2 separate regions of the Mus musculus genome follow, and region 2 is linked to region 1. Evidence: chromatin loops called from intact Hi-C (ENCODE). Cell type or tissue: heart. All regions are shown on one strand. Region 1 overlaps Dusp4 (dual specificity phosphatase 4). Region 2 has its middle 6.8 kb from the start of Gm33638.

Evidence for each region. Hi-C counts contacts between places; a loop is a spot of excess contacts. Peaks named below come from ENCODE experiments on the same cell type or tissue, not always from the same donor. Only the 100,000 strongest peaks of a DNase experiment are listed, where the experiment ranks them.
Region 2: a loop joins it to region 1, with 6 times the contacts of the local background. A loop is called at or near these places in 40 of 42 quality-filtered maps.

Annotation. Positions count from the first base shown.
Region 1 is chr8:34,813,480-34,818,479 of GRCm38, forward strand. It overlaps Dusp4 (dual specificity phosphatase 4), which reads left to right. Exons shown (of 4, transcript NM_176933.4): 2 at 2,968-3,113; 3 at 3,645-3,864; 4 at 4,919-5,000. Among named protein-coding and RNA genes, the nearest start is that of Dusp4, 8.4 kb to the left of the region's middle. In heart, a CTCF peak has its summit at 2,871 (motif pointing left); DNase peaks (open chromatin) are centred at 2,032 and 2,952; H3K4me3 peaks cover 2,018 bases; H3K27ac peaks cover 2,617 bases.
Region 2 is chr8:34,177,527-34,182,526 of GRCm38, forward strand. No RefSeq gene overlaps it. Among named protein-coding and RNA genes, the nearest start is that of Gm33638, 6.8 kb to the left of the region's middle. In heart, a CTCF peak has its summit at 2,552 (motif pointing right); no DNase peak of the experiment used is centred here; H3K27me3 peaks cover 754 bases.

The sequences.
Region 1 (5,000 bases):
TCCGCCTGCCTCTGCCTCCCAAGTGCTGGGATTATAGGCATGTGCTACCACTGCCTGGCATGTTATGAAATTTTATCCAGAAGATGCCCAATGCCTTGGAGAGGCCCAGACTGACCATCTGATTCATGTGTCCCGGTTCCACTTTGGGACATATGCCGGAGGTTCAGTGAAAATCTGGCCCCTTCTGCGTGGAGTTAAGTTCTGGATAAAACTTGGGTCCTCTGAACCTGGTTCTTTACCACAGAGGCGCTGTGGCCATGATGATACTTGCATGAAGATGGGGCTACTAGCTAGGAGGGCCTGAGAGGAAAACATTTTAAGGCAGCTTTCCCTACACACTGAGAAATAAGAGCTCTCTCTCTCTCTCTCTCTCTCTCTCTCTCTCTCTCTCTCTCTCTCTCTCTCCCCCCCCCTCTCTCTGCATGTGCGTTTCATACCTGCAATCCCAGCATATGGGGAGTGGGAAGTCTGATTACCATGAGTTCGAGGCCAGCCTGGGTTACAAAGTGGGGACTACCCCCCGCCCCCGTGACAATATACCAGACCCAGTAAGTTTACACCATGATCAGGAAGAAGGTCACATGGACCCCTTTGGACCTTCTCTAAACGGACACGCTTTTAAAAAAATGAGCACACAGTACTACTCGGTTCTCTTCTTTGAAGTGCGGGTCAGCTGGTGTCTGGGCAGGAGTATCGCTGCCAGCACCCTCTGGAATCACCCATGGGCATGCGGCAGTGTTCCCAAGGGAATGGCTAGTGCAGGGGCTCCTGATGGTAAGTCTGGCTTCAAGCTGGCCACGGTGAATGCTGGCCCCTGTCCTTAACCTGACTGTGAGACCCCAGGTGGCTGTGTGCTGTGTGTGTAACTCTGGTGCACTTCACATGTTCGACGGGGGCTGCTCGATGCACAGGAAGTAAATGCCCTCTGTCTGGGGTATTTCAGTTCTTAGTAACTCAGGATTCACCCAAAAGGCTTTAACAGCGAGCGGCATGGCCAGGCGAGGCAAGGACTTTTCAGTTTCTTCCTCTATGTGGGTAACAACTCACCTGCACTCACCAATGTCCTTCCTGCACAGCACCCCACCCCCCATCTTTGTCCTCATAGAAACCAGCCGCAGCTTCCCAAAGACAAAAGGTGCCTGGATCAGGAACTCTGTGCCAGGGGAGATTAATCACTTACCGAGTAGGAGCAGGGGGCTGTGACAGAGGTCAGAGGAGGGCGGAAGTAGGGTGGGCGCACAGTTGATGACTCAGAAGGCTGGGATGGAATCTGTCTGCAAAGTCCAGAAAGGACCTTCAGGCCAGCGGGTCCTGTACCCTTTCTATGAAGGGAAGGGTGGGAACTTTTCCTTCTGCCGGGAGGCTATCTGGAGAGTCCTGCATTGTGACCTTGGAATCTGGGCTGCCATGCCCCACCCCCTTTATTTTTTTAAGTGAGACAGGTTGTGCCTGTTTCCTGGGTGGAAAGCATTTTGTCAGGGACTACTGTTCTTTTCTTTTTTTTTTTTTTTAAGTTTTGATTGCTTAAATGGATGTTAATAAACAAACGGGTGGTTAAAAATTTGAAGTCTTACAGAAGCACACCTAAGGGCAAATGAGCTTTGCTAATGAAGGTGTGGACTGTGGGACAGAGTTTCTTGGTAGGGACCAAGGGCCTTTGGTGACAGACCTTTATTGCTTCTTGATCCCTCAGATTCTCATCCCTGCCTTTTCGGCCTGCTTTAAGAAGAAGGATTTATAATGGGAGGGAGAGGGAGTCCTGCCCCTTGGGTGCTGTGGCCACTGAGCCCATGAATATCCATAGCTGGCATCACCAGGTCTGCAGGCTTTTCCGCCTGGGAGGCTGGTCACTGTGACTCAGCAGGAAGAACTTTGACCAGAGATAGACTTTTATATCCGGAGGGAGCGGGCAGAGAGCAAGCCAAACCTCCGGTCAGAGAGGAAAAAAAATGGGTTCCCTGCTTCTGAAAGCCCTGTGATGTGGCGAGAGTTCTTTATCTCAGAAGCAGCAGGAAGCAGTTTTCTCGGGTTAGGATTTAGGGGCCTGGCACTTGGCTAAACTGGTCACATGTCACCCCTTTAGTTGAACAGCTGGAAGGCACAGTGCCAGAGGTGACTTTCTAGCGGGGCCGGGCACAGAGAAGGAGCGAGCCACCTACATACGCACCTACCATTTTAGCCCATTGTGTGGGTACCTCTGTGAGAGTGGTTGATCCCTGACGTGTAGAATGTTTTTGAATTGCTAATAGTTTCTAGTCCTGGAGGTTCCTACTGTTCTGCATCTTGGTCTCAGGTCCTTGTGGAACAGCACCCAGCTGTACCAGACAACTGGCACTATCTTTGTCACAAAACCCTTCCTTCCGCAGAAGACACAGTGATAACCTTTGCCAGGCTCCTCATCCACACTCAGGTCATAAAAACCCTTCCTTGCTCCAACCTGTGTGGCAGGGTTGGTTTGTGTGTTGGAAGTCAGTTTCCTCTTGTGATCCTGTTGGTAAAGACAGTGCTTGTGGTATCTGCTCCAACCGAAGGAAGGGCTCCTGGCAGGGTATCTTAGCCCCCACCTCCGATTCTTTCCCCCATCAGAAGGGACTGGTGATGGCAGGAATCCTCACTAGGCTAGAGGAGGACACATCTGGTTTGCTGGTTGCCTAAGTGCTAAGTGCTCATGGGTCCCTCGTTGTACGCGGTGGTATTCTAGAAAGTCCTTCTGGCACATCCGTGTGTACATCTTTCTTTGTGTATTTTTATCTCTGCCCGGAAAGTCCCTAGCATCCTTTCTTCCTTGATACTGTCCTCTGTTGTCCGACCCAACAAACCTCTGAGAAAATGCTCCGGCCGTCATTATCTCTAGACCCACAGCGCCACCTAGTGGCGTAAGCTCCCCTTAGCCTGGTGGGATTGTTGTTCCTCCTTTCTTTCTGGCTCCGCGTCTCCACTGACCAGAACCACTTTTCTCCTTTACAGGTGGCTATGAGAGGTTTTCTTCTGAATACCCAGAATTCTGCTCTAAAACCAAGGCCCTGGCCGCCATCCCACCCCCTGTACCTCCCAGCACCAATGAGTCCTTGGACCTGGGCTGCAGCTCCTGTGGAACCCCGCTGCACGACCAGGTATGTGTACCCCGGTTCAGGCAGTGCAGGAGAACACGAAGGAACCGCTTGAGCCATTGAATACATGCTCACCCACCCTTCCCATCCGATGGACCGGGGATAAAGAGTCCACCGCCTCTGTCCATAAAGTATCCTTACATCATGCTACCATCTCTCCTAGTATAAGACATCTTTTCTCAGATGTGTTCATTGTAGACGTAACCCAGCCAAACAGATCCATCAGCAGTGTGAACTCCCATTGTGGCCGAGTGTGCCTCATGGTCAGTCAGTGTACTGCCAGGGTTGTCACGGGAAGGTGGCTGGCTGGTGCCCATAAGACCAGACCAGACCCTGTTTCTGACCCCTGGAGTCGCGCTGAACTCAAGCCAGGGAAGGAAGAGCCAGAAAAGCTCTGCCTGTCAGTACCCCCCACTCCCACTCCTACACCACCCCCCCCCCCCGGTCTAGAAAGCCTTTCCGTCCCTGGTTCCGGCACTTCAGCCCTGCATCACTCATGTTTTGCCTATGTCTTTCTGCTTTTTCTTGCTGCAGGGGGGCCCCGTGGAAATCCTCCCTTTCCTCTACCTCGGCAGTGCCTACCATGCTGCCCGCAGGGACATGTTGGATGCCCTGGGGATCACGGCCCTCCTGAATGTCTCTTCAGACTGTCCCAATCACTTTGAGGGTCATTACCAGTACAAGTGCATCCCCGTCGAAGACAACCACAAGGCCGACATCAGCTCCTGGTTCATGGAAGCCATCGAGTACATCGGTAGGCTGCCCTCCAACTTCAGGGGAACCAGGGGGGGACCCAGGGACTGCTGGTGGGGATTTTAGGCGTTAGGCGCAGGCTGTGACACTCCCCTTGTATTTTGTCGTTGCTCTCACCAAATATTTGATTAAAAACCAACTAAAGGGTGGGATTGATTGACTCTGGCTTGCAGTTTAAGAAGAATGTAGTCTGTCCTTGTGGGGAAGACCTGGTGGTGACTGGTGCAGCCAGGAAGCCAAGCCAGGTTATCAACCCTCACTCAGGGCCTGCCCCTAGCTAATCTGTTCCTCAGCATGGCTGCCCCTCCTGTAGGTTTCATGGTCTTCCCCTCTGCCCCCCAACTCCCACCGCAGTGGGCCTGTGGGGATTTCAACTGAAATACTAGAAAGGCCCAGGCCACTCATGGGGGGTGGTGGGGGGGGGACGGGGACAGGGACAGACGACACACTTGTGTGGTGGGAATTGAAAGTCATTATTGAGGCCTGGCTGGAGAGCCTGTCACTTCCTCAAATGGAAAGTGTACCGTGTGTACAAAGTAAGGCTTTTGCATGGTGAGGAAGTCAGGAGGAAACTGGAGTCACTGCTCTCTTTGATCTGATGGCTCTGCCATGTGACTTCCCTGCTTTTAAAAAATCTTTCTGTTGTTTAAAAGATACACGGGGTGGGGGGGGGGGAAGGGAGCTGGAGAGATGGCACAGCAGTCAAGAGCATTCACTGCTCTTCCGAAGGTCCTGAGTTCAAATCCCAGCAACCACACGGTGGCTCACAAGCATCTGTAATGAGATCTGACCCCTTCTTCTGGTGTGTCTGAAGACAGCTACAGTGTACTTTTTTATAATAATAAATCTAAAACGACAACAAAACCCACTGGGTTGAGTGGGATACCTTGTCTTCATCTTCGGTCTAGCGTAGCTGACCTTCCCATAGTAGCGCCCCTCATCCCACTGTGTGTATGTGTTTGTGACGATGTCTTGGCTTCTGTCACATGCACCTGCTAGTGGCGAATCCCTGAAGCCCGCCAAGGTCCCTAATCACATGCCACTTTCTGCCGCAGACGCAGTAAAGGACTGTCGAGGGCGAGTGCTGGTTCACTGCCAGGCCGGCATCTCCCGATCAGCCACCATCTGCCTGGCCTA
Region 2 (5,000 bases), 640 kb before region 1:
CTCCTCCTCTTCTTTTCTCCTCCTCCTCTTCTCCTCCTCTTCCTCCTCTTCTTTTCTTTTCCTCCTCTTCCTCCTCTTCTTTTCTTCTCCTCCTCCTCTTCTTCTTCCTCCTTCTCCTCCTCACAACCTCCTCCTGTTCTTCCTCCTCCTCCTCCTCTTCTTTTCTCCTCCTCCTCTTCTCCTCCTCTTCCTCCTCTTCTTTTCTTTTCCTCCTCTTCCTCCTCTTCTTTTCTTCTCCTCCTCCTCTTCTTCTCCTCCTCTCCTCCTCTTCCTCCTCCTCTTCTTTTCTCCTCCTCCTCCTCTTCTCCTCCTCTTCCTCCTCTTCCTCCTCTTCTTTTCTTTTCCTCCTCTTCCTCCTCTTCTTTTCTTCTCCTCTTCCTCTTCTTCTTCCTCCTTCTCCTCCTCCCCACAACCTCCTCCTGTTCTTCCTCCTCCTCCTCCTCCTCCTCCTCCTCCTTCTTCTTCTTCTCCTTCATCCTGTTCTTCTTCTTCTTACCATAAGTGGTCTTCTCACTAGTTCACACACTGTTGAGCTGTATTAAAAACTGAATTTTCTGTGACCTTACATAGTTTAGTGATTTTAAGTATTATATACATATTCCATAAGAAGTAAAAGTAATACAAGTTTTTTTCCCCTGTAGAAAATTCAAATAATTCAGAAGAATATCAAAGGAGAGGAAAACTTGGTGTGTCCCACTCCCTCCATTGCATCTTCCCCTTCAGCTCTGGGGACGGCCTCTCTACTTAGAAGCAAGAGGTTTCTTTGGTTAGAACTCATGCCTTCCAAACAGTTTTCATAGCAAATTTGTCTATGTCTTTCACATCATCATAGCATAATTCTAATCTGTGTATACCTTTATTGAGAGATGCTGTCTATATTTTTTATTTCTCCAATTTTTAGCAATGTAGATAGATTTTGGACACATGTTTATGCCATGGCCACTCCAGACAACGGTGTCAGATGAGTGCAGTTTTTGTTTGTTTTTGTTTTTTTCGAGACAGGGTTGCTCTGTATAGCCCTGGCTGTCCTGGAACTCATGCTATAGATCAGGCTGGCCATGAACTCAGAAATCCACCTGCCTATGTCTCCCAAATGCTGGAATTTAAGGCACGTGCCATCACTGCCTGGCCAGATGAGTGCAGTTTATATCTTCAGTGTATGTGCTGCTTGGGTTTGTAGAATATTGAGATCCATGCCGAAATGTGGACTCAGGACGTGACTGTCGGAAGACCTGCCACCTGGACACAGTCTTCCAACTTTCTGCATGGGTGGGTAACTGAGTCACGATGAAGTCCATCTTTGTCTCAGTAAGACAGCCTCCATGCTCTTCAGGGAATAAATCTAGGGTGAATAGGCAGCCATTGCTTTGGGGGGAGCCCATAACAGGGCTTTAATAAGTGGCTTCAGGAACACCCTTGCTTACAGTCTGTAGAGATCAAAGGTTGCCCAAGAGGGAGGAAGGGGGTTCTCTAGGATATCCAACAGGCTAACAGAAGGAAATGCACCTACGTTTCTCAGAAACCGTTTGGGTTCACGAATGCTGCCTTTGGGATGTTGAGGCACCTTTTACAAGAGGAAGGGGAGGATGGTGTCATGGTTAGGGTTACATCACCAAAAGCAACTCAGCGGAGAAAGGGCTTATTTAGTGTATACTTCCGCAGCACCGTTTATCATTGGAAGAAGCTAGGACCGGAGCTCAAGCAGGGCAGGAACCGGGAGGCAGGAGCTGATGCAGAGCAGGGCAGCACACATGGTGCTGGAACGGTAGCTGAAGGCTAGATCCTGGATTGTAGACTGAGAAAGAGGGAGAGAGGGAAGGAGGGAAGAAGGGAGAGAGAGAGAGAGAGAGAGAGAGAGAGAGAGAGAGAGAGAGAGAGAGAATGTGTGTGTGCAGTTTGTGTGACTGTGAGTCTGTGTGTGTGCTTGTTATGAACACAGGAGAGATTTAGGTTGTTGATATCACTGCTAATAACTGTCTGTCTGTCTGTCTTCCTTTTTTTTTTCTTTCTTGATGTTGCTGGGACCTGAACCCAGGGTCTTGCCTGTGGCAAGCATTTGTTTCAGTACTGAGTCACACACACACATACATTCAGACTTCACTACTCGCTTTTATAGCTATAGTGATTGTCATACATTAATCAATGGGTAGGGCAGTGCCTGGTTTCCATGTTATACAGTTGTTCATAATATCACCTATCGAAAATTGGAGTGCTAGAGAGATGGCTCAGCGGTTAAGGGCACTTTCTGTTCTTGCAGAAGACCCAGGTTCAGTTCCCAACACCTATATGGTGTCTTACAACAATCTGCAACTCCAGTTTCAGGAGATCCAATAACATCTTCTGACTCCTGTGGGCATCAGACATGCATATGGTACACAGTCATGCATGCAAGTAAAACACTCATACACATAAAAGAAAAATAATATGTCTTAAGAAGAAAAAGTTGTGATAAAGCAACTCATGGTAGAAAGAAAACCCACATTTGAAAACGTGTATTTCTTTGAGGCATTGGCTATCCTGGTTTCTAAGCTCATGTTTTTCTTGTGCCACTAGAGGGCAGCAATGGTCCATTTTGCAAAGTAGTACTTCCTACTGCAGGACAGTGTAATCCCTTTAACTACATTTATTTATTTCTATCTTAAACTGTTAATGTACATCAGGTTATGCTGTTGTAGACTTTCTAGGTAGATAATTTTTTTGCAGACTGTTATGAGCGATAAGTTATTTCTTCTAAAGTTACTTTTTATACAAAAAGTTCTCTGACATGGTAATAGGGGTAACATCTGCTATAAATGATGTGTGTTTGTGGTGTGTGCCCGCTTTCTTTAGGCCACATGTTGACACTGAGAGCTATCGTCAATCGATTTCCACTTTAATTTTTGAGGCAGGTTCTCTTACTGAATCTGGGACTTAAGTATTTGGCTAGGTAAGCTGGCCAGTAAAGTCCAGGGCTCCTCCTGCCTTTGCCTCCCCAGCACTGGGACTGAAGGTGGGTACACTTGCGTTTGACTTTTATGCAGGTCTGGGGATCTAGACTTAAGTTCTTTCTTTCTCTCTCTCTCTTTCTTTCTTTCTTTCTTTCTTTCTTTCTTCCTTTCTTAAGATTTATTTATTTATTATATGTAAATACACTGTAGCTGTCTTCAGATGCACCAGAAGACAGCATTAGATCCTATTATGGATGATTGTGAGCCACCATGTGGTTCCTGGGATTTGAACTCAGGACCTTCAGAAGAGCAGTCAGTGCTCTTAACCACTGAGCCATCTTTCCAGCCCCCTAGACTCAGGTTTTCATGCTGTGAGATAAACACTTTATTGACTGAGCCATCTCCCTAATCCCTAGTTTTACACTTTCAGTCATATGGGATCTGACTCTTTCCCAAATATCAAAATATATGTGTATTTGGAGTCTTTCTCAACTCTTCTGTTACTGTCTAAGCTGTCCCCGGTCACTTCAGTCCTGTGTCCTCTGACAGACAACTTGCATGAGTTAGGTCAGGTCATGCTACGCTGCAGCACAAGCCTTCCCATGTCTCCCCAGCTTGGTCACCAGGTGGCTCACACTAAGTGCTCAGTGCTAAATGGGGCATCAATCACTTCTCCAAAGCTCATGGAACCTCAGGAAGAAGGGGCAGAAAGTCTGTCTGAGCCAGAGGATGGGGAGGAGGGATGTGAAACGCTGCTGTAGGGGTGCACACAGCTATTGTACTTTTGAACTCATGATAACTATGGTTACGGGGACATGATCAAGTCAACAAGACCAGCCAGCATCCTGGCAGGCAGCACTTATAGCACTCAATGGTTGTGAAGGGGGATAGGCACACATTGAGAGGGCGTGGGGTGTGTGGGAGAGACTCTGCCGGTTCCTGGAGGAAGTGGGGGGGGGGATAGGGGGTATTTGTGGGGAGGAGGTGTGTAGACTCCTAGGAGGAGTGGATAGGGGGGTGTTATGGGACATATGATAAAGATGCATTGTTTACATGCAGAAGGTTGTGAAAGGATGAAAAAAAATCATGTTCTATTAGAAATTACAACTCTCTATTTACGCCTTAGGTCTTTCTCACCTTATTGGAGTTTTCTCATAACACTACATCTTTATATTGTATTATTCACTGGCATGTAAGATGTGCAAGGCCAGGGTGTTTTATTTTGTTTTTGTCTGTATTGTTCTGTATTCACATCACTCAAATGATTCTTGTCTCACGGTCCGCATTCAGTAAATACATCCTAAATGAATGAGTGGCCAACTAACCACATATCATTTTCCTTTTCCACAACAGCTGACTGCATATTCTGTTTAGGTAGACAAGAGGACGATGTGGATTGCAGATAGGACTTCTGTGGTTCTTCAAAAACCATAAACAGATTGCTAATATTGCTTAGTGTATTGTCATTAGAATTGGAATTATACATACAATGGTAAACCACTGGTTTTCAATGTGTGATATTATGTTCCCTGCAGAGGCAGCAGACCTCTACATTTTGGGTGGACAGAATCAGTTTTGGATGCTGAGACTAATGTCATACATACACAAGAAATATGAAAACCTGTTTTATGACCACAGTGGGGTCTCTAGTGAGACCTGAGACTAGATAGACCGGACCTAGGGGAAAACCAAATCCTTTTGTTCTATTAATGAAACAGCAATATAGTGACTCCTAAGGCAGTCTGCTATATTTGTTGATGTATATTATAAAGCCAAGGATATGTTTTATACAGTGTGGTATGGTGTGGTGGTGGGGGCATCTCTCTCCCGAGGAACCAGCCATATGATGGGTCTAGATAAAATAGAGTTTATTTGGGGAGCATAGGAAGGAGAGTTGAGGAGGGAGTAGAGGTAGACAAAGAGAAGGGACAAGGAAGGAGAGAGAGAGAGAGAGAGAGAGAGAGAGAGAGAGAGAGAGAGAGAGAGAGAGGGAGGAGGGGGAGAGGGAGAGGGAGAGAGAGAGGAACATGTGGAGGAGGGGGGAAGGGGAGAGAGAGAGAAAGGGTCAGAGAG